Linked DNA regions of Homo sapiens: region 2 is linked to region 1. The links are chromatin loops, found by intact Hi-C in ENCODE. Cell type or tissue: A673. All regions are shown on one strand. Links, peaks and the distances in the headings refer to the core of each region. The heading gives the core; the rest is flanking DNA.

Region 1 (12,599 bases), core at 2,271-10,270:
CTAGACAAGTCCCAGGGATGAACTCGGTTCAGAGCCAGTGTGTGTGTGTGTGGTGGGGGGTGGTGGTGGCACATGACCTACTGAGACACCACCAGGGTGGCTGGGAGAGAGCTGTCACCATCCCTCCCCTAGCCCCAGGTAGCATGGCTTGTGGCTCCAAAAGAGATCCCTTCCTTCTGCTTGAGGAGAGGAGAGGGAAGAGTGAGGAGGACTTTGTCTTGCATCTTGGATACCAGCTCAGGCACAGCAGGGTAAGGCACTGATCATAGTTGTAAGGCCCCCTTTGCAGGATCTAGCTCACAGGTAACATTTCTAGACACACCCTTGGATAGAAGGGAACCCACTACCTTGCAGGAAAGGACTATTCTTGGCAGCATTCATCAACTGTTAACTAAAGAGCCCTTGGGCCTGAAATAACCAACAGCCCTACCAGGTAGCACATTGTGGGCCTTGGGTGATATTCTGAGACTTGATTTCTTCAGGTGAGTCTCAGCACATTCCCAGCAGTGGTGGCTATAAGGAGAACTCCTTCTGATTGAGAAAAATGAAGGAAAAAATAAAGTAGACTTTGTCTTGTACCAAAGGTACCAGCTCTGCCACAGGGGTATAGAACAAAATGAGAGCTCTTGAGGTTCCTGATTCCAGGACTTGGCTCTTAGATGGCATTTCTATACCTTCCCTGGGACAGAGGAGAGCCCACTGTCCTGAAGGGTGAGTCCCAGGCCAGGCAGCATTCACCACAAGTGGACTAAAGAGCCCTCGTGCCTTAAGGGAACATTGGAAGTAGCCTGGCAGTACTCCCCATGGGTCTGTGGTGGCAGTGGCCATGAGGCAAGGCTCCTCTACTTTTGACAAGGGTAGGGAAGAGTGGGAATAACTGCATCCTGTACTTTGAGAGCCAGCTCAGCTGCAGTGCAATAGAACGTCAGGTAGACTTTTATGTTTTTTTACTCTAGTCCTTGGTTCCCAGACAGCACCTCTGGCCCCAGCCTTGGCCAGGGGGAGATAACTGTCCTGAAGGAAAGGTAACAGACCTTGCTAACTTTGCCACTTGCTAATTGTAGAGCTCCAGGGCCTTGAGCTAACATAGGCAGTAGCCCAGGGCATGGTTACAGGAGGCCGTGTGCTCAACGTCATTAAGCATCAGAGAAATGCAAACCAAAACTACAATGAGATTTCATCCCACTCCAGTTAAAATGGCTTATATCCAAAAGACAGGCAATAACAAATGCTGCTGAGGATGCAGAGAATAGAGACCTCTCACACTCTGATGGTGGGAATGTAAATTAGTACAACCACTATTGAGAATAGTTTGGAGATTCCTGAAAAACTAAAAATAGAGCTACCATATGAGCTAGCAATCCTACTCCTAGCTGTATACTCCAAAGAAAGGAAATCAGTATATCAAAGAGATATCTGCACTCCCGTGTTTATTGCAGCACTATTCACAATAGCCAAGATTTGGAAGCAACCTAAGTGTCCATCAACAGATGAGTGGATAAAGAAAACGTGAAACTTAACATACAATGGAGTACTATTCAGTCATTATAAAGGAATGAGATCCTGTCATTTGCAGCAATATGGATGGAGGTCACTTTGTTAAGTGAAATAAACCAGGCACAGAAAGACAAACATTACACGTTCTCATGCATCTCTGAGAGCTAAAAATTAAAATGAATGAACTCATGGACTTAGAGAGTAGAATGATGGTTACCAGACACTGGGAAGGGTAGTCAGTGAAGGTAGCAGGGAAGTGGGGTTGGTTAATGGGTACAGAAATATAGTTGTAAAAATAAATGAGACCTAGTATTTGCTAGCACAACAGGGTGACTATAGTAAAAAAAAAAAATCGCAATTGTTCACTTTAAAATAACTAAAAGAGTGTAATTGGATTGTTTGAAATACGAAGCATAAATGCTTGAGGTAATGAATACCCTATTTATCCTGATGTGATTATTATGCATTACATACCTGGTCAAAATATCTCATGTCCCCATAAATATATAAATATACATCCTACCATGTACCCACAAAATTAAAAGTTAAAAAAATTAAAAAGAATAAATCTTGGAGATCTTTTTGTCTATATATGAAAAGATATATATATATAAAATATATATTATATATATATTTTAAATTGTTACTTGTATCTCATGATAATGCTTTATCTATCTTAAATGAGAATGTAATCACTCATTTCTCAGTCATGGGGTATTTAGGTTATTTTCTGCTCTTACAATCAACACTGCATGGGCCACTGGTGTAGTTGATTTTCCATGCACTTGTGTATATTCCAGTGTAGAAACTGAGAGCACCTCTTTCTTCAAGAATATCCATAGCCAGTGTTATAGCATTTATAAATGCTATAGATTTTTGAACTATATTCTTATTATTTGATAATAATGATAGTGATGTATGAAAAGTCTTTCATTCATTTCAGGAAATTCTACTCAATTAACAAGAAATGAAATTAAGAAGGGAGAAAAACCTAAGTTTGAGAGATAATAGGAACGTTCACTGGAGAAATGGCCTTTGGTGCAGTAATTATTATTTTCCAAAAGTACAGATGTAGACATTAGTTAAGGAAACACAAGGAAATAAGATAAATATATCTCAAAAAGCAAAGCATCCTCCTTAGGGATATTTACAAAACATCAGAAAATACTATGTTTGTTAAATTTTATTTGCTGTGTGATGTCAATTAATGTTAAGGCTTCTGTTTAAAGATACCATTAAATATTATCCCCCTCTGGAATGAAATCATACTTTTAAGAATAACAAACAAACAGTTGTTTAATTATGGCATAAAATAGGAGATGTGTTCTTACAATCATTGTGGCTTAGTCACAAAATTGCTTCTCTTAGAAATTCAACACTTTCAACAGGAGAATGTACATAGTAATTAATGTAGAACAAATAAAAATGTCCACTATGTAGCCTAACAGTTATTTTAAAGGAAATAAAAAGTATCCATTTGAATTTCAAATGTCAGAATATTCTATTTGCACATTAAAAATATTAATACTCTACCAAATATTAACTAATGTATGTAGGTATTAAAGTTGTATTGTCATGAACAATTAGCAGATGGTTAAGAAGTTAAAATCATTTATTTTTCTCAGAGAAAAACACTCCCATCCCCCAAGAAAAAGGAAATAGTTCTAAACTACTCCTTCCATGTAGACCATTCGAGAGAATACTGAGAGGTGCTGAAGTGGAAATTGCCTTTGCCAATGGATTTTTATTGGCATGGTTTATTTTCTTCAGCATATGTGATATAAACTGGACACTGATGTTTTCCTAAATAATTCAATTTGCTAAGAAAATTAAAATAACTGAAGCAAAACTAAAAGCAAAAGAGGGAAGAGATAAAAGTTTGCTTTCACTTGAGATTTGAGAAGCAGCCTCCCGTTTTTGTGAGAAGGCTCTTTTAGATATAGGTTTTTCAAAGCAGAAAAGATCTATCAACATTACCTGCTGCAAATACTGACAAAAATAACATGAATATTAAATTACCAAAGGAAGCCCCAAAGTAGTTCTCTTCAGCCTTTTCTAGAGGCAAATTATCTCAACCTACTGGCGGCTTTAACTTCTAAGAGTCTTCATGAAATACTACACTTTAAAGTCATCAACCCTTCTTCCAGGAAACTCATAATCCTTGAATTTAGGCTAGGTCCAATTTAAAATCTTGCTCTTCACTATTCTCCTTTACTCATTTAACAAATACTGAGCAGATATGTTCCAAATTTTATCAGGTGAATAGGGATTGAATGAAGAACCAAATAGAGAGCTTGCCCTCATGGAACCTAGAATCTATTTTAGAGAGAGACAAGGAATCTGGCAATTAAAATACAGACTGAGAAGACCTTTGGTACGGATGGTAGAGCTCACTCATACTCAAACCATTTCCTTGATGTCATTGAATTTAGATGCCAGAAAGCATATATATTTTCTTAGAGAGAAATTAAGATTGCTTTAAAGGAAGCCATTCCATTTCTAAATAAACTACTATATCTAAAGTCACCACTTGGAGTGGCACATCACCGAAAGAAGCATCTTCTGTCAATACTCCACCAACTGGGCATGGAAGGTAGAGTCCTTTCTGGATTGCCCATCGGGTGATATGTTCCTGACCTGTGGTATTCTGAAATGATTTATTTTATGATGCTCCCTTCCAAAAAGGACTTGAGGAAGCCTATACCAAAGGCAATTCATGCAAAATAATTCATGGTCACAAACACGAACCTAGTAGCAAAAGACAGGAGATAAAGCAGATGCTTTTACTGTAAGGGTTAATACATTTGCATTGCAAAGCATAAAATTTAACTTCCTAGAAATCAGGGCAAAACTGAAGAATATTAAGCTATATAATTAATTCACTAGAAAGAAGAAAACAAAGTGCCAAGAAATGCAATAAAAGCCAAGAGCTTAACAATGAAGTACTGTACATTTCAGTAAAAGAAGTTTTGTAAGTGAGCATGCTAATGCATTCTGTTTGTTGTTTCTTATTTTTTCAAGACTAGAATTTGAAATAACTAGATGACTGGATGTAAAAGCCTTTCTTCTGTATAAGCCAATTTTTTGCTACTTTGGAGTTCCCAAATCCTCTAAATATCTGTTTTTTTCCACATTGAGTAAACTCCCTCTTCCCCTGCTTGTCACAACTGTAGGATAAACCAGTTCCTTCTCAGCCTCTCTGCAGAATGTTCTTTTCTCCCTTCCCCAACTGCTCCACTTGCCTGTTGCCACTGATTGCTCGGTTCCTCAGGTCACCCCTTGGACTTGGTGTCCTTCTCCACACTGTTTCTCCTCAGACTGAACACCACCTCTATTCTCCTTCACCAAAGCACAAATAGCACATGGCTTTTCTGGGTCTAGCAAATTTTACTGAAACAAGAGAAATACGGGAGGATGATAGCCTAGCTCAAGGGCCAGCACTCATTTTAATGTGTTTAGATTAATAGTATTAATCTAAATTTTCACATTTTGCATTGCAGAATGTGAGGTTTTCTTTGTTCATATCCTACGCATTGTCGTCTTTCATATCCAAAGTACAGCCATCTTCTCAGCTGACCACATTTTCAGACCATTCTGTCTTTAACTGCCTTCAAACCCCAATTATTGTCACTTTCTTAAATAAAGCACTTTATCATTAAGACCTTCTTTTGCAAAGCCAAGAAAACTCTTTGAGATAATTTCTTCAATAAACTCCCATCTATATAATGCTTTCCACTAAAAGCTTGAAATTAAAAGAGTGCTTCTTAAAACAATGAAATTCTTAGGCAGGCACCTGGTAGGATAGAAAATAAATAGAAATATTTATTTTTTTCATCTGTCCAAAGAAATTCCTCAGAAGTTGTAGGAGAAGGATTGACGATTTCACTGTGGATGTTTCATTTTTTGTGTTTTGTTTTTCTCCAATTACATGGAGCACTGTCATAGATTTTTATAAATGAACTTATGCCCTCTTGTGGTAAAATGATTAACTTAACCATTAAACTTACCATTAAACTTGTTCTTTTTGTTGTTTGTTCCTATATTTTATTTGAGAAAGAGAGAGAGAGAAAAAAAATGTAAAGGCCTGTCTTATTTTCTGTTCACATTAATGGCTTAAGTTATCATCTGTACTGGTAGTTACAAAACATAATAATCAAATATTTCTATAATTCTATCAACTTGGTAGGGCAGAAATCATTTGAGGGAATACAGTATGTTTAATTACTTTACAAATGTATTAATTATACAAGAAACAAATATGTTAGAAATCCAGGATTGATACTAACACTCTACAAATATTTAATCAGTGTCTACTAGACTGAGGCATGATTTTAAGAACTGGGATAAAATAACGCAAGAAAAACAATAGAGCTTGTATTATAATGAAAATAGTTAGATGATCAGTAAACACAAATGTAATAGCAAATACAGAATATGTCCAATGCTAATAAGAAATATAAAGAAAAATACAGCAGTGTGTGGTGAATAGAAAATGATGAAGATTGGGAAAGTAAGTGTTATTAAAACAATATTTTATATAAAGCAGTATACAAGAATAGAATCCTAGGACAGTCCGTTATTTGGAAGTCAGAGAGATGAGGAGGAAACACCAAGGAGCTATGTGAACATTGATTGGGCTAGTAAAATAGAAAAAAAAAAAACTAAGATAAATGAAAAATTATAAAAATGTATTTTAAGAGGTCAAATCCCAAATAACATGAAAATGACTAACCTCATTTTAGCAAAAAGCATAGTAGTCAATCAAAGGGCAATCTATTTATATACTTAATATTCAACTATGTGTTAGGAGCAAATTAGCTTCTTATAGGCAAGGCTACAAGGGTTACACGTGGTGATCATGATGATGGCTCATATTCTATCTGGCTATGCATGCAATAGTGATGCTGGTCTAGAACTAGACATGGTGAGTAATCACATTTAACTCTGCAGCTTCACCAACCATCAACAAATTCAATTCACGTGATATTTGTGAGCCACTCTATTATGAGTTATATTACACCTGCTTTGGAAGGGTGAAAGAACAGACATCCAGGCAGCTTGCATTACTATTAAGTCTGAGGCCAAGACTGTAGTGTTAATTTTTTTAAAAAAGCAACCAAAACTAATTTATTATAAGAGACAAAGTAGAAAGGGGCAACAAGGAGCATCCAATAATTGATGATTAGATGCAGTGTTACTCAGGGACTGGTGTGTTCTGCAGGGCTGTTACTGTGGTGCTCATCTGGACAGGGAGAGGGCCTCATGATAATTGGTAGGTAACACAATAGGGGAGAGATGTCACGCTCAGAGCTTAGGGTCCCAAATGAAAGGTTGTATGATTGATTTATGTAAAAACTTGGGGATGTGAATGGAGTGGGCTATAAAGACTCTTTTACCAAGGCGGCATTGATAATGGATGACCAATCACGCTTCTTTGTTGGAACAAATGTGAAGATCTCAACCATGTTCCTTTGGTACTCATTCTCACTCCAGATCCCTGATACCATGCTGCTTTCCCTGAGCCTGCCTTCCTATCCCAGTTCATCCCTCTTTTTCTGTGCAAAACTTCTAGTTGTCAGTCTGGGATGAGTAGTGCTCAGCTGGCTCAGTTGTAGTCAGGTCTTCCTTCAGCTTTCCCAGTAGCTTGGAAGCATCAAATAATATGCTCTTCTGCATGCATAGAACCTGTATCTAGGGTGTGAGTAGCTGAAAGCCTCAAGGTTTCCTGCGAAAGAGGAAAACACTTCAACATGCAAGTATCCATGGTTCCAGGATCTGTTCCAGCTTTCTTAGCAACGTTTACTACTCAAGGGAGACAGCAAGGAAATAGATTTGTTTGATTTAACTTTACCATCACTACTGGCAAACAGCAAATAAGCTTTGAATTCTGAGTATCAAGAACACTATGTACATATAGAAAGTGCATCTGGTAATTACTATATCTTAGGAAGTGGAAGATAGTCCTGGATCATCAGCAGGATAATAGGTAATAGGAGTGGTTGATGTATTTTTCACCTTCCATTTAGTTTATTTCTTTATTTTTTACTCTTGAAGTCTTCATATGTTAAACTATTACTCTGGAGAACATTAAAGGACTCGTTAGTTATAATGCCAAAAACATACAGAAGTGGTTACAGGGTTAGATAAGAAGATTGATAACAAAAGAATTGGACATGATTTAACTTAGAGAAGAAACAAGTCAGGGAAAAATCGACAAATAATTTTCAAATGTGTGAATAATGCTTACAAAGAAAAGATTATTAAGCACTTAGTTTCCATGAAGACAAAGTAAAAATAAACTGGCATAATTAAGCCTTATTAAGTACATTTTTTAAAAGTAAAGATAAAATTCTCCTGGTCATGCGTACTGTATTAAACCTCGGTTTACTGATTTTTCTTCGGTCTGGCATTTATTGATTTTTAGTCTAGTTTCTCCCATCTAGAAACTGGGGAAGCACTTGTGGACATTTATGTTCCATTTCTGTTCAGAGTAATAAAATTAATAATAACTCATAGCAAGGAAAAATTAAATATGATAAAATAGAAGTATGTGCCTGTGTGCCCCTTACCCCATATAGCCCCCAAATTTAATAGAATAAATTTTAAATTTGCAAAATTGAGGATATATTTTATAATTACTGCTACAAACTCATAAAATTTGTAGAAAATATTAATCCAAGACAATATTATGTTTAGTTTGATGACTGTTGGCTTGCCATCAATTTGAATTGCATAGAGTGGACAGTAAGGCACCCGCTAAGTGTAGGAAACATTGCACAATCAACCTATCATGAAAACTGCTGGAAGCCAAAGCATGTAATTTGAGCATCCATCTGGCTGCTGCTTAAAATAATGTTTGATCACACTTATCACCCTAGATTCCCAAATGCAGAGTCTTGGGACATGCAAATCAGAACAGGCTCTTGTCTAACGGCTTTCCAAATAATTGACCTCTCTATTGCCTTGTTCCTTGAGGAGCTATTTACAGTTTTTTTTTCTAGTGATACTTCCACTTCTGTGCTGCTTTCACAGCTGTATCTCTGATGACTGTTCTCTAGCCAAAGAGAAGGAACAGTCTTGGAAGCATTGTTGTTGTTAAAAATACTTCTTAAATGTCTCTTCCTGAGGTGGAACGTGTTTCTATGTTACCTAATAGCTGTAATTAACATAAAAAACGAATGTTTTTAATAGTTCAATAGTTAAAATTTGCAAAGAGGAAATAAGTGAATCCATTAAACATAACTTTCATCACCAAATATAAAAGATGATGATTCCAGGTGTTCTATTAAAGGTAGGAATTGAAATGGAACAACATAGTTTTCTCATTCCATTGCACTGGTTTGGAAGTCCTGTAGGTGAGCTTTTAACATATAAAAATGAAGTTCTACTAGGAGAGACTATAAAGGAGCATTGTATTTTCATTTGTTGTCATTTACATAAATATATGGATTATAGAGCTGAATTCCTTGGGATAAAATCCTGGCTTAAAAACAATTCTGGATTTGTGATCTTGATAAGCTACTTAAACTTCCCTACCTCAGTTTCTTTATTTCTAAAATAAATAATTGTACCTATTTCTTAATGTTGTCTGGATTAATTGAATTAAAACACGTACACACTTAGTATACATTTACAGTACATAGCATAGTACTAGTACTAAACAAATATTAATATTAGCTAGAATGTGTAACTTTTTATTTTACAGAATATAAAAATCTTTAAGTTGGATTGAATTTGACGTAAAATTGCCCCTTTGTCAATAGGATTCAGGGGTAAACACACCCACTGGTCTAAGATCTCTTCAGGTTTTGAACTCCTAAAATTCCAGCCATAAATAGGTTTTCACAGAGTGAGTAAGACGTAAGTTCCCAGATTTGCTTTCCTCAATCAACTGGGTCAAGATGGTGCACCAGATACTCATCACTCCCTATTCCCTACATTCACAACCTTGCTATCTCTATTTGTCTTAAATCCAAAACAAGTAATTTTATTAAACTTTCCCTTCGTCTTTATATAATTACCACCAAGAACCTTAGATTTCTCTATCATGGTCACCTCACTCTAATTACCCTTTCTATCTCTTGTTCTATCCCTTTCTCAGAAAGGTTTAACATACTCTTTGGAATTCACAGTACATTATCAATACCAAAAAAAAAAAAAATGCATTCACAAACTCTTTTCTAAACTTCCCTTCACTTCCCAGTTCTTAAAAAAAAATCCAGAATTCTCCTGAAAGAATCAATTTCCCCTGAAGCGTCCAATCACTGGCTGCTTTTTCACCCCTAGTTGTCTTTATCACTGAGCTTTAAGAGAGGGTTGGTGTCATCTATAATGCAATTTGCTTTCAGGCCATTTCAGACCGTTCTTGTCTGATCCTCTGGAAACCTCCCCACCACCTAGACTTAAATCTTATGATAAAAGATTACAGTAACCTTTATCTTTCATTCTTTCTGTCATTTGCCTATGCCCTGGCTATTCCTCTTCCTTTCTTGAATATTTAGCTCCTGGCTGTTTGTTGCTATCTTCAACACTTCCATTGTCTTAATTCTTGACAATGTAAAGATATACACATAGATGGATCTTCCAGTATCTTTCCCCCTTATTTCTTGAGTACCTCTCATCTTGACTTCAATCTTTCATCAACCATTTCTGACCATACTCTAGATCTTATTTTTACCCCAAACTCTACATTATTCATTATTTTCTGTATTTCACTTTGAATACCTCTTCTCTTTCTCCTCCCCTTCCTTTAGTGCCTCATTTCCCATTCCAAAAGCCTGTCCCACACTTCAATCAATTGCAGCCACAGCCACTTACATTCTTAACATTTTTCCTTCCTTACATAGCTTAAATTATTCACTTAGTTATTATAAACACTCCTTTTGATAAAACTTCAATTCCTTTATCCCTCCCTTCTAGGCTAGTTGTAGGCTAAACTAGAGCTATGGTTAAATCTAACTCTTCAAATACCCATATATAGATGTAGATATATATCCATAAAATTGATGTAGATATATATCCATAAAATTGGATAAGTCTGGAAAGAACAATAAACTCGCTCCTCCATTCCACTATAAAATCATGAACAAGAAGAGTTTGTGTCTTTAATGCTCTTTAGAAGTCTTCCTTTATTTTTCTACTCAAATTATATATATTCTTTCTTTTCTAATCACTATTATGTCTCTTCATATCCTCATTCTTAACTGATGACTGAACATTTAAACTGAAGGAAGAAAGTTTCCACAAACTCCCACCCCCAGTTTTACCCATCTACAAGTATCTGCATTGGCTGACTCTGCCTTCCCATCTGTCACAAGATGATCCACCCAAGCTTATGTCTAAAACTAATTCATCTACTTATGCACTAGAGTACATTCTCACCTACTTAAGTATATCCCTCCAGTGACTGTCCCCTCTCTATCCTGGATCATTATTTTGTTTTTGTTATCTCCTGACTTATTCCCATCAGCAGCATAAAAACTTGGTCAAAAAAAAAAATCTGTGGTTATTTCTCATTCTCATCTTACTTGGGCTGTCATCATCGTTTGACACAATTGATCACATTTTCTCATCCTTGACACACTCTCTGCACTTAGATTCCAGGGCTATATATATATTTTTTATATTCAACATTACTAGTTACTACTTCTCAGCCTCTCTTTTAATTTTTGCAACTTTTTATTTCTATATATAAAGTTATTGAAAAGTTGCAATAATATTGAGAATTCCCATATGTATGTTTCTCACTTGTTTACTTTTTGCCCCAGTTGCAGTCACTTGTTCTCATTCTCTTTCTACCCCTCAACCATTTGTTAGTTGTAGATATTATGTCTCTTTACCTCTAAAGATTTCTAATTGCATTTGTTAAACACTGATATTTTCTTACACAACAGCACAATAATCAAGATCAGAAAATTTTACGTTGTTAAAACAATATGGTCCTACTGAAAGCCCATGTACAAATGTTATCAAATATCTCAAAATGGCTAAATTCCATCTCCTGCTCCCAGTCCAGGATCCAGCCTAAGATCCCACATTGCACTTATGTGTCATATCTCTTCAGTTTAATCTGAAAATGACTCTCTTTTCTTACTTGATATTAACATTTTTAAAGAGTACAAAATAGTTATTTTGTGGAATGTCTCTTAATTTGGGTTATTCTGATTTGTTTTTGTGATGGATAGACCCGGGTTACGCATTTGTGTCAGATGTATCACAAAATTGATATAGACTTTTTAGTGAATATCAGGAGGCCCATGAGTTTGTTTTATACCTATATTGCTCATATTAACTTTGATTACTTAAGGTGGAGACTACTATTCTTCTCCACTGTAATGTGGCTATTTTTCACTTGCAACTAATCAGTAGTCTGGAGGAGTTTAATATGTAGATATTCAACTATCAGTCAAACGTTTACTGACTAGTTTTAGCATCCATTGATGATTCCCTAATTCAGTGATTCCTTCTTTGTCATTTGACATTTTTCTGTAAGAAATTGTCCTACTTGCTTGTTAATTTATATTAGAATGGAATAATGGATTCTTAATTTACACTATGGGTTATAATGTAATATTATAATTATGTATTTTGGATAATAGTCAAATTCATACAGATTTGGGAATTAGGAACCCCTTCAATTTGACTTTTTATGTATTACTGTAATTCTTCAAAAATATTATTACTTTCTGGCAAATATGTTATAGGCTTATTTTGCATTTTCCTTGCCCAAGATCTGGAATCAGTCTTCTCTAAGAAAGTCTAGCTCCTTTCAAATGAAAAATAGTATTTAGTAACCAAGCTTCTGAGTGCTAAATGTATTCATTGCTACTGGTAATTTATTGCTTCTAGGCAGAGTGAAAATATATATATACACAAGATATTAAGGTATATATACATATACACACTGTATTTATTTCTTTATTTGTATTTGTTTCTTTGTTTTACCTATATATTAAAAGCCATGAGTTAATACTGATGGTTCTCTTTCAAAATCAACAACACAATATACTCTTTGGACATTCCCTTTTCCATATTTGTAATTTATTTCCCCAACAGTGAAAAATATGGCTCCCACTATTCCCAAAATTTATATTCATTTGCTC
Region 2 (12,599 bases), core at 3,190-11,189, 150 kb before region 1:
AATGGCAAAATCAGAGTTAAACTGTTTGTTCCACCACCAGTATGCTTCCCTGCCTTCCCTTACATTCAGAATTTGTTAAGCTCAGTATAGAAGCTTTCTGCCTGAGAGATGGCTGTTTGGAGTAACATTATTTTTCTATTTTTCTTTCAAGAGAATAAATATCTCTATTATTTTTAAATGAATGACTATTACATACAGAGCTGAAAGTGGCAACAACCAGGACATTTCCCCAAAACAAATATCTTTAAAGAGAACCAACACTAAAAGTTTATTTTCTTTCAGAGAGAGAATTGATGGGAGGGTTAAATACGGGGTTAGTCAGTGATGTGCTGGCAAATGTTTTACAACCGGCTTTTTGAGGTGGGAAGGCAAAGCCCTGGTTTGTAGTATTTGCCCGTTCTTACAGTGTCAGTACTCCCATGGTAGCTTATTTCAAGCTACAAACTTGATGTCACTGAATGTGGAATTGGAAAGAGATGCACAAGAGCACACCTTTATATGGAATTTTTAGGTTACACAATAGATATAAATGCCCTCAAGACCATGGATAATAGTAAACCATTAGGAAGTAACACGTTTTGAATGGTTATTGCTTTTGTTTTTAATATGATTAATTGTGAGTTTATATAGTTTAATTTTTAATAATCGTTTAACAATTGGCTCACAAATTCCAGAAATTTTAAGAAATGGCTCTTGCAAGTCAGTGCACGCTGGCTCGAGCACACCACTGGGGTGGATTGGAAGAAGATATAACTTAAGTCATGTTGGAAATAAATTGTCTAAGGGAATATTTTAGGTCTATTTTAATATTCTTTTCTCCTATTATTTTGAAGTTAGTATGAGTATTAATTTTAAGGTAATGGAAACAGTGGTATTTTTCTCTAGGAAGTTAACAATGCATTTCTTGCCGATTTACATTTATCACTCAGATTTATAGTGTATGACAGTCAAGGAAGCCCACATGATTCACTGTTAGGATGAAGATCAAGAGTAATTTTACCCCAGAGATGAATGAAAATAGCAGAATCTATTTTTGAGGATCATTGTGATTTTTTACTACTATTGACTATACAGGGTTTATGAGTTATCTGGCTTCTTATTTTTACTTCAATTCAAAAAGAAATATGATAACTGGGTTTAAGCATAAAGTAAACAGATGTAGCTCCAGCCTATGGCCATTTGGAAGCTGGTTTAGATTACTGAATGACATTAAAAAGCTGGGGAGTACATTTTATAATTTGCAATATAATATGGGAAAAATCTACCATGTTATTTTCTGGGTTATTAGATTAAGAAAATATTTTACATATTAAACTACAGAAATGGTGAAAATATATTCTTCAGTCTTATTTCCCACTAGACTTTTAAATACTTGTTTTCTTGGGAGATAAAAATGATGGTAGTATCTTGCTTATTATATTTTTATAAGGCACCCCGTAATAAATTAAATTATATAACTTATATTAATCTTCTATGAATAAATTCTCTCATCATTATTCTGTATTTGTGATATTAACTCTGAATATTATATAGTGTATATTTTTGGACATTTTCTTCAGAAAATCAGAAACTAGTGGGAGGCCTAGGTGGGCAGATCACGAGGTCAAGAGATTGAGACCATCCTGGCCAACACGATGAAACCCTCTCTCTACAAAAAATGCAAAAATTAACTGGGTGTGGCAGCGCGCGTCTGTAGTGGCAGCTACTCAGGAGGCTGAGGCAGGAGAATTGCTTGAACCCGGAAGTGGAGGTTGCAGTGAGCCAAGATCATGCGACTGCACTCCAGCCTGGTGACAGAACAAGACTCCTTCTAAAAAAAAAAAAGAAAAAGAAAGAAAAAATCTGAAACATGCAAAAAGAAAGAATAAGAAATAAATCATTCAAACTTCAACTAGTTCAGATTATCAAATGATTTTTTTTCTTTTTTCTTTTTTTTTTATTATACTTTAAGTTTTAGGGTACATGTGCACAACATGCAGGTTTGTTACATATGTATACATGTGCCATGTTGGTGTGCTGCACCCAGTAACTCATCATTTAACATTAGGTATATCTCCAAATGCCATCCCTCCCCCCTCCCCCCACTCCACAACAGGCCCCGGTGTGTGATGTTCCCCTTCCTGTGTCCATGTGTTCTCATTGTTCAATTCCCACCTATGAGTGAGAACATGTGTTGTTTGGTTTTTTGTCCTTGCGATAGTTTGCTGAGAATGATGATTTCCAGCTTCATCCATGTCCCTACAAAGGACATGAACTCATCATTTTTATGGCTGCATAGTATTCCATGGTGTATATGTGCCACGTTTTCTTAATCCAGTCTATCATTGTTGGACATTTGGGTTGGTTCCAAGTCTTTGCTGTTGTGAATAGTGCCACAATAAACATACGTGTGCATGTGTCTTTATAGCAGCATGATTTATAGTCCTTTGGGTATATACCCAGTAAAGGGATTGCTGGGTCAAATGGTATTTCTAGTTCTAGATCCCTGAGGAATCGCCACACTGACTTCCACAATGGTTGAACTAGTTTACAGTCCCACCAACAGTGTAAAAGTGTTCCTATTTCTCCACATCCTCTCCAGCACCTGTTGTTTCCTGACTTTTGAATGATCGCCATTCTAAATGTTGTGAGATGGTATCTCATTGTGGTTTTCATTTGCATTTCTCTGATGGCCAGTGATGATGAGCATTTTTTCATGTGTCTTTTGGCTGCATAAATGTCTTCTTTTGAGAAGTGTCTGTTCATATCCTTCGCCCACTTTTTGATGGGGTTGTTTGGTTTTTTCTTGTCAATTTGTTTGAGTTCATTGTAGATTCTGGATATTAGCCCCTTGTCAGATGAGTAGGTTGCGAAAATGTTCTCCCATTCTGTAGGTTGCCTGTTCACTCTGATGGTAGTTTCTTTTGCTGTGCAGAAGCTCTTTAGTTTAATTTGATCCCATTTGTCCATTTTGGCTTTTGTTGCCATTGTTTTTGGTGTTTTAGACATGAAGTCCTTGCCCATGCCTATGTCCTGAATGGTATTGCCTAGGTTTTCTTCTAGGGTTTTTATGGTTTTAGGTCTAACATTTAAGTCTTTAATCCATCTTGAATTAATTTTCATATAAGGTGTAAGGAAGGGATCCAGTTTCAGCTTTCTGCATATGGCTAGCCAGTTTTCCCAGCACCATTTATTAAACAGGGAATCATTTCCCCATTTCTTGTTTTTGTCAGGTTTGTCAAAGATCAGATGGTTGTAGATATGTGGCATTATTTCTGAGGTCTCTGTTCTGTTCCATTGGTCTATATCTCTGTTTTGGTACCAGTACCATGCTGCTTTGGTTACTGTAGCCTTGTAATATAGCTTGAAGTCAGGTAGCATGATTCCTCCAGCTTTGTTCTTTTGGCTTAGGATTGACTTGGCGATGTGGGCTCTTTTTTGGTTCCATATGAACTTTAAAGTAGTTTTTTCCAATTCTGTGAAGAAAGTCATTGGTAGCTTGATGGGGATGGCATTGAATCTATAAATTACCTTGGGCAGTATGGCCATTTTCACGATATTGATTCTTCCTACCCATGAGCATGGAATGTTCTTACATTTCTTTGTATCCTCTTTTATTTCATTGAGCAGTGGTTTGTAGTTCTCCTTGAAGAGGTCTTTCACGTCCCTTGTAAGTCAAATGATTTTTATACCTGGATTATTTTTATACTTTCAAGTTCTTTCACTTGGTTTTGTGTAGACTTCATTTATGACTGTTTCTATGGATGTACATTAATATAAAGATCAAGTCAACTGTTTTGATCATCGATTTAGATGATTCTATGGAAAAGAAATATTTGCAATGGTGTCTATGTTTTTTTTGTTTATTGATATTCTACATGGACATCATGAATTGGACCTGTGGTAAATGTTTGTTTCCTGTAGGTTTCTGTATAGTATAGCAGTCATGATATACTTTGGAGTCATATAAGCTTGTTACTTTTAGTATGTATTACTTTCTTCCAAAAAGTACAGTAGGGAAAGATAGAGGAAAAATAAGAGAACTTTATATTGGAGAAACTGACAAATACTACCTGAAGGCAAGTGGACCAGCTTAATATCAATGTAATAAATCATATTTTTAGTAAGTATTATTGATGTGATGTGTTAAGAATGGCGTTTTCCCTCTGTGGTCTTCTCAAAAACACATTTCCTTAGTCTAACCATAAGAAAAGTATAGACAAACCCCAACTGAATGACATTCAACAAAATGCCTGACTAATAATCCTCAAAACTGCTAAGGTCATGAAAAACAAGGAATATCTGAGAAATTGAGAGAGCCTAAGGAGACATGATACATACAGTATCTTCAATGGGATCGTGCAACAGAAAAGGGACATTAGGTGAAGACTGAGGCCATCTCAGTGAAGTATGGGCATTAGATAATAATAATATTAATATATTTATATTGGTTTATTAATTGTAAAAAAGTACCATACTAATGTAAGATGCTAAAAATAGGGGAAACTGAGTGAAGGGTGTATGTTAACTCTCTGGACTATTTTCTCAACAATTCAGTAAATCTAAAAATGTTCTAAAATAAAAAGATTATTTAAAATAACAGTGCAGATATATTTCATCATTCACCTAAAATGCAGCCGAGTAATCTAGACATAAGAGTGTGTATGAGATATTAATCTATTTAGATAAAGTTCAAGGATAGGCAAAATTAATTCATGCTATTATAAATCAAGAAAAATGGTTTCACTTGGGAGAGGAAAGTGACTGTGGAAGGAGCACAAGGTGTTTTCTGGGAGGGCCTGTGGTATTCAGATTCTTGGTCTCTATGTTGGTCCCATGGATGTTCACCTTGGAAAAAAAACAGTTGAGCTATAATTATGATTTTTATATTTGTCTGTATATATAATTCAATAAAAGTAAAAAAAAAAAGTATTTTTTCACTGGCATTTGGATTATATACATTATAAAGGGTTATTAAGCATTAAACACCAAAATGCATTTTGTGTAAAATGATTTTTTAAAATTAAGAAACAGTATAGTATTAACCCATAAGTATAATAATAAGTGTTATATTGGTATATCTTTTTTGCATTATTTAAATTTTTACCATGTCTGTTTTTAAAAAAATCACAATACACATCCTTAGAAAAACAAAGGTATTCTAGAAATAAAGAGATAAATCTTAATCAGAGGTAGGAAGGGATATCTGCAGTCAAGAGCACTGATTACCATTTATTTGACTTAGGCCTAGGTTTATGGTGAGTGTACTTCTGTAAATAATTATAAATCAACTGTACAATGCTTCACATTAAAAAAAAATAGAACAAAGTTAATGCAGTCATTTATTCTCACTAGAAGTGATGCATTTCTCCAGTCCCTGATGGGCAGCCCTCTTGTGCCATACACCTCATGTTTATGTGCCTCTCATGATGACCTGCCTGCACACATCAAAATGACCTTTTAAAAGTGAGTAATGCCTTAGCTTAAACCTCTTTCATGACCCCTCCTCACTATCTGGATAAAAATCTAAACTCCTAAACAAGACTATGGCACAGACTGTTAATTGTCCCTTAACAAATTACTGATTCTTCTTCAATAAAGTAATATCCAAAAGGTAGCTAGGCAAATGACCACCCTGTCCCAAAAACCTACATTTCTCAAACTCTTTTGTAACTAGTAGATGTGACAGATAATGTAGACCCAGCCAATAGAGTTTAAGTGATGTGAACAACTTTCAGGAAATATCCTCTGAGGAGGTGTGTTTGATTTGCTGCCCCTTCTCCCTTTTTTGCTGCTTGGAATGCAGACATGATGGCTGCAAGTCATCTTGGACCACAAGTTAGAAGACGCAAATTGAATATGCACTGGACTACCTACTTTACATGAGAATAAGAGACTTCTAACTCATTCAAGCTCCTTTTATTTTGAGTATTGAATCTAATCCTAATTTTTTTGTTTCTACCCCCATGTAACCTTTGCTTCTTTGCATAGGAAACTAGATAATGGACTTACTAGGAGAAGACAAAATTTAATGGCCTTTTTTTCCCTAGTATATAACAAACTACTTGACACATAAGAGTTGCCACAAAAAGTGTCTTTTTTTTTTAACTTGGTTAAATATAAATATCACCTCCAACAAAAATTAAATTCAGAGATACATTGAAAAGCTAAAAAAAATCTCAAATTATCTTCCATCTCCATTGATTCAGGAGGGGAAAAATAAGAAGGAATTTGAAAGATACACAACAGAGAGAAAAGGTAAACCTCAAATATTATGAATAATTTCAGAGTGAGAGAGAATATACTACATCCCTTAAAAAGAATATGATTCTATGAAAATATGTAATAAAAATAAGAAAGGGTCCTCATATGTAAACATATTATGACCATGTTTAAAACTTCAGTAAAAGAGTTGAATGGTAAAAGCCCTAAACAGTACAAGACAGAAATAGAAAAAATGAGGGAAAAAAAGATAAAAACATTGTAGGAACAACCCAGGACATCCATTACCCAACTATTAGAGATTATCAGAAAGAGAGAGGGAAGGATTAGAGAAGGGAGAACGATCAAAAACATAATATATAAACACATCTCAAAACAAAAACAAATGATGCTCAATATATACTTACTGAAGTATTCATATATGCATTCTTTATCTCATGTACACCAATCATAATTATTGATCATATATTACCTGCCAGAATATATACTAGCTACTGAAAAGAAAAAGAGAAATAAAATGATATTTCTGATTTCCAGTCTCCACCCATCCCTCTGCTCACTTATTTTTTATGTTAACTCAGGCCTGTGGTAATGATAAATATTTAATAATACAATACTTAATAATGAATGCTTATTTTCTCTTGGTGATTGTGTATATTAGCTGATAGACATTAAGTCTATAAAATTTACCTGTACAAATTACTAAAAAGAAATGTATAATGTTAGCAAGAATTTTCAATGGATGATTTATCTTCAAATCAATAATTGACCTTTTTTTTTTTTTTAAAAAAAAAGAGGTTTTTATGGTCCCTAATAGTTTAGCGTCAAAATAAAGCATAAAAAGAGATGGACCTATTATTATAGACATATATAGAAGCATTTGTACAAACAAGTAAAAAGAAGGAGAGGAAGTGTTAGAAGTAGTAGTTTGACAATATCTGATAACCAAATTTAGTGCTTCATTTTCCCCCAAAATATTTCTTTACTCAATTTGTCTTATGAAAACTCACGGATATGGTCTGTGGGATTGTACATTAAAACACCCTAGTATGGAACACAATAAAATAAAACCATGCAATCACATGACTCATGGTAATGTGAATTTGGATGATAGCAATTGACTTTTTTTTTTTGTTTTTTTTTTTCTGAATGCAACCCATATTTTCAAATGAAGGTGGTCAAATGAGAAGGCTAAATGTGAAGAGAAGTGAGACACCCTCTTGAAGATCTAGGTGGATTTAGGAAAGGTCGTTATATTCTTGGTATCCATCATTCCCAATTCCTTGGATAGGGATGATAAGACAGGTTCCAGCCACCAGAAGATCCCTTGAATCACTATCACTGTCCAGGAACCCCAGCCAGTTACTGAACCGAGCCTTTTACCTGTTTTATATTTTAGACAGAGCATGCAGTTGCCACCAGGTGGTGCCAAATTCCAACTGGGACTTGGATTTGGAGTACACAGTCAGACCCAGAATTCCAAACCCCCTAACTGCTTGGTTCATTTCGTTATTCTCAAAATATCATCACCACCTTTTCACCAATGACTGTCTTTGAGCCTTCTTACCACATTATGAAAGGATTTTACTGCGCTTTAATTTCTGCTGACTGAAGTTCTGCAAGTACACTATCTTCAGGCAATCATGGAAGAAGTCAACTGAGTAGTTAGCTTGTATAGCTAACTTATAATATCTTTGCCTATCTTTGGTTCAATTACTTCTTTTCTTATAGCACCTCTCTTCTTAACGGATGTAAGATAAGTGGTAGCTATCATGTGAAAACTGTTATCTTCCTCCATAATCTATCATGTCACATTAAGCTCCAAAGAAAATAGAAAGCCATTCTAACAGTAGTAATCACTCTCAAAAAAAAAAAAAAAAAAAAATTACTAAAGTACTTACCAGACACTCTGGAATAAGGGAAAAATCGTTATAAGTATGATGCCAATATCTAAAATCCAGTATAATTAGTTGTGACAAAAAATATGCTATGAAAAGCACACATTTCAGTTAACATATTTATGTACACCTTGCCAAAGTAGCTTTTTACCAGTTTTAAAAATAGCCACTTCTATAATTTTTGTGTCTATTATAAACAAATATAAGCAATTTAAGTAATCAGCCAATTATTGACTTAGTATCATACATAAGTGATATATTTGTGCTTAATGTTTCTGTAGTAAACTGTTTGGGAATTTATTTCATTCAACCTACGTTTATTATGAGATTACCAACTGTCTGTGCACAGAATAATGTTCCTTTTATTGAAGGCTTCTTTAAGAAGAAAACATATCCAAATGATTTTTGTAGGAATATTTGAGGTTAAAATAAAAGAGGTTAGAATTTTTATTCCTTGGGGCTTTGGAATGAGAAATGTCTGCATTTAACTTTATAGGAGCCACGTGATTTTTTAAATTAAAGAGCTTAGATTGTTCGAAAGAAGATTGCACCTCAGTTATTTTTATATATGGAAAAATCATCACAAAATCAAACTGATTTATTTCTTTTAACTTGCTGAGTTCTTAGTATAGTTCAGCTACTGTTTTGCTCATAGAGCTCTAAAGGTAAATTAGAAATGATCTACATGTATTTTGGTGTTTAAGGGAGACAAACAATTAGCATGCCTCTTGCCAGCCCAGGTTTTAAACCAATTGAGGATAAACTTAGAGTAAGCAGATTGAAGCTGAGATAACACCTAAGTTTCTGATAAACGGCAGCTTGAAGAATGACTCTTGTGCAGTGGTGTGCTTGAGCCAGCTCATAGGGGGCTTGTGAAAGCTAATTATTTACACATTCTCCTAGTTCCATGTTCAGTGACCTCATGTTGGTGCCTTGAAATCAAATTGTGTGGGAATATTTGCACTATGAAAATTGGTAAATGACACATTGGGGATTTTTTTACCCTGGAGAGCTGGTTGTTAGACATTTAACAGAATGCTACCCACTTTCTGCAAGGATATCTTAGTCTAAATACTGAATCCCAGAGTTACCCATTCAGTCCCACAAGATGAATATTCCCTGCACCTGGAGCTAAACAAGTGGCTTCTCTTCACATAACTTATTCATCAGAGGAAGGGAAAAGGAAGACCTTTAATTATGTATGCTCTTTCCAAACTCTCCTGTTTATTCTGCCTTCCCAAGGACAGAAGAAGTGAGGATGTGACAACTTGGAAGAAAGCATTAGGAATGTGAACGCATGTTCCCCCACCTATTGCCTCCCACCTTCTGCTTTTTGTTCATTTTTTGGAATTTACCATTAAGAACTGAACTTTACTAAGGGTGTGATTGTCGCCATATGGGAAGGATATTGACATTCCTTTAGGGCATTTTCTAATGCTATCCCAACACCAACGTGCTATCCCAATACCAACCATTGTTTCTTTGAGTACCTTCCTGGGAATACTGGTGATGAGGTTTTGTGGGTTTTGATGTTGTTGTTGTTGTTGTTGTTGTTGTTCCCAGAGAGCTCTAACTATTGGACCCATGTTTGAAAATGAAATATTAGTAGATTTAAATTCAATTTTCCCTCTGCAAATACAACTACAGAATTTTCTTGCACTTTTTTTTTCTGCAACAATATGTGATTTCACAATGGAAGGCATCCCTCACATTGTACTGAGAAGCTCACAGTCGGGTAACTCTCCAGTGTGACATGTATGTCTGCCCAGTATATCAACTCCAGCCTCACTTAGGTTTATAGGTTTTCGATATTTCTGCAGCTGTTGTAACAGTTTCCCATGAGTGGGGGAAAAAAAAAAAAAAGCTCTGAATTCTCTTGTTCTTCATGGAACCAACACTTGTACGATGTCCAGACAGCACTAGGGAAACATTAAGCAAATCGGAAATACTCGTGTTCACTATTTCACTTTCCCCATAAAGCCCTGAAATTGTTCCAAATAATATAATTAAATAAATTCTGAAGGCTCTCTGTATTCAAGTCTAAAAATTTACTTGCTAATCTCTTTCTGATCCTGTATTATTTCCAATCTCACTGTCTAGTAGAAGCTTTGAAATTTGATGAAAGACAAAAATAAGATACTACAACAATACATATGCATATGGAACTCCAAGACATAAAGATAAAATTTATATAAGGAACTCCAATAATAAAATGCCAGCAGTAGGAGTCCCTACGTAAATAAATCTGCTCCCATTTTTCTAATTATATGAGAGTGAAATCATATTTAAAAATTAACACTTTTTAAAGGTGAAATCCAGAAATATAGTCTGAAATCAAATTATCTTGCACTTGTTCATCTAAAAGTCTAAAGAAGTAGTATTTCCTTCTTTTTTTATTTCTTCATCTCTCTCTCCCTCCTGCCCTCCCCAGTCCTTGCCAACTTCTTATTCTTCCCTCTGGTCACAATCAGGGTTCTTTCAGCAGTTCAGTGTGGGTTTTCTCTTTCTCTCTCACCTGCGACCCCCCATCATAGTTCTTTTAAGGTCTCATATGTTATATTAGTTTGATTCCAAGTCTTTCATGAACCATACTTTAAAATGCTCAAAGGGTTCATTGGATGTACACAATTATCAAAAGCACTGGCCCCACAAAATAAAAGTTCAAAGGTGAACCAATTTGATTCCAGGACCTAGTAGTTGTGGTTTTTCAAAGACCATCCTTTATTTTTATTCTATTTCTTTGTTGGCTAGATTTCATTGTCAATTCCATTATTTTTTAAAGAAGCATTCAAGATATCTGTAGTCTGTGTTTTCTTGGTTCCTTGAGAGTTTCTGTTTGTTTTCTCTGTAATTGGATAATTTGGCAATTTTTAAATGTCAAATATAAAATGTAATATATTTTCTCCTTCAGAATGTATAGACCTACCCACTGAATATGTTTTCATTGATATATAATACTTGTACATATTTTCAGGGTACATGTGATATTTTGATACATTCATGTGATATATAATGATCAAGGCAGGTAATTGGGATATCTATCATCTCAAACATTTATCTTTTCTTTATGCTAGGAATATTGCATTTATAGCTATTTTGAAATATACAGTAGATTAATATTGATTTAATCCTTTCAACATAGCTTTTTCTTTCATCTTCTGGGTTGGTAAATTTTGGTCTTTTTTATATTCCTTGAGAACATGAGGTTTGAAACTATCTTGTCTCTTGTATTTATACTTGAACGGCAGCTTGGCTAAGTTGACATTCTTGGATCAAAAAGAGACAGTCATCTGAGGGAAGGTTGGCTTAACTTGCAGTGGTTTGAGAATGTACCATTGAGCCAGATCACTTGATGCTTAAAAAGAGTGACAGATGTTATAGCTGAAACACCTTCACATTTTGGCTACTGAGCAGGTTGCTGAAGTACCTGAGATAATATGCATGTCCTCCAACCCAGAGCCCCAGTACTTCTCACTACACAGGCACTGCCATGCATTCTGTAGTTCAGATCACTCTTCCTCATGGCTTAGATTGCTCCATCCAGATTGAGTGTGGAGTGTAGGGCATAGAAGAGTGTTTCGTTACTAAACTCATCCTAAGTTTATGAAACTAGAATAAGGACAGTATAAGACACTCACAACTTTAGGCAAACCAAGAATTTTATAGTATACTTAGAAATTTTCCATCTTCTAGTCCTCAAACATATATGTTACAGTTATTACATAATTTCAAATTGTATTTCTTAGGAACAGTTTTGTTCTTGTCAACACATTTTAAATAATATGATATTAGTGGCAACATATTTTATAATTCTAAATTTTGTCATTGACAGACATCACTTTAAAGGAAGCATGCCACAGTGCCCTTTATGTTTATTTGCTTTCTTAACTGAGAATCTACATTTAAATAATCTCACATATTATAGAATTAAAGTATTCAAAACTTTTCCATGGTAAGGCAAGCCAATACTTTTTCACTTTTTAACATTTTAAATTATGAACACTTTTAAGCATATGTTACAACAGAAAATAATATAATAATACAAGGTACTAATGATCCAGATTTAAGACATGCTCTTGTTTGACATATTTGCCTAGGGCTTTTCTTTTCTTATTTAAATGACACAGATACAACAAAACCCCTGATTCCCTTGCTGTCAAGCCAATCTCCTCCATCTCCTTGACATTGTAGCTTATCTTTCCTGTTGCTTTTGAACTTTTACTATATAGGCACTCATGACATTATGCAGTCTTATGTGTGTTTTTAGAATTTGCATAAATGGTGTAATTTCAGAATTTATTTTAAATTATGATAGTATTTAGTGATTATGGAATATAAAAAGCAAAAAAAGGATTTGAAATTCTTTTCTATGTTTGATATGATCCTATGGTGTCAAGTATATCGTCAAGTCATTTTGCTTTTTTATTTGTGTGTTTGTTTTTAAAGAAATGTTTGAGATTTTGTAATCTGTGTTTTCTTAGATCTTTGAGAGTTTCTGTC

What was found. Hi-C counts contacts between places; a loop is a spot of excess contacts. Peaks named below come from ENCODE experiments on the same cell type or tissue, not always from the same donor. Only the 100,000 strongest peaks of a DNase experiment are listed, where the experiment ranks them.
Region 2: a loop joins it to region 1, with 6 times the contacts of the local background. A loop is called at or near these places in 11 of 110 quality-filtered maps.

The regions. Positions count from the first base shown.
Region 1 is chr5:120,798,033-120,810,631 of GRCh38, forward strand. No RefSeq gene overlaps it. Among named protein-coding and RNA genes, the nearest start is that of PRR16, 340 kb to the left of the region's middle. In A673, for the core only: a CTCF peak has its summit at 5,482 (motif pointing left); no DNase peak of the experiment used is centred there.
Region 2 is chr5:120,648,403-120,661,001 of GRCh38, forward strand. All of the region lies in intron 1 of PRR16 (proline rich 16), which reads left to right. It also overlaps the pseudogene PRELID3BP8. Among named protein-coding and RNA genes, the nearest start is that of PRR16, 190 kb to the left of the region's middle. In A673, for the core only: a CTCF peak has its summit at 7,623 (motif pointing right); a DNase peak (open chromatin) is centred at 7,629.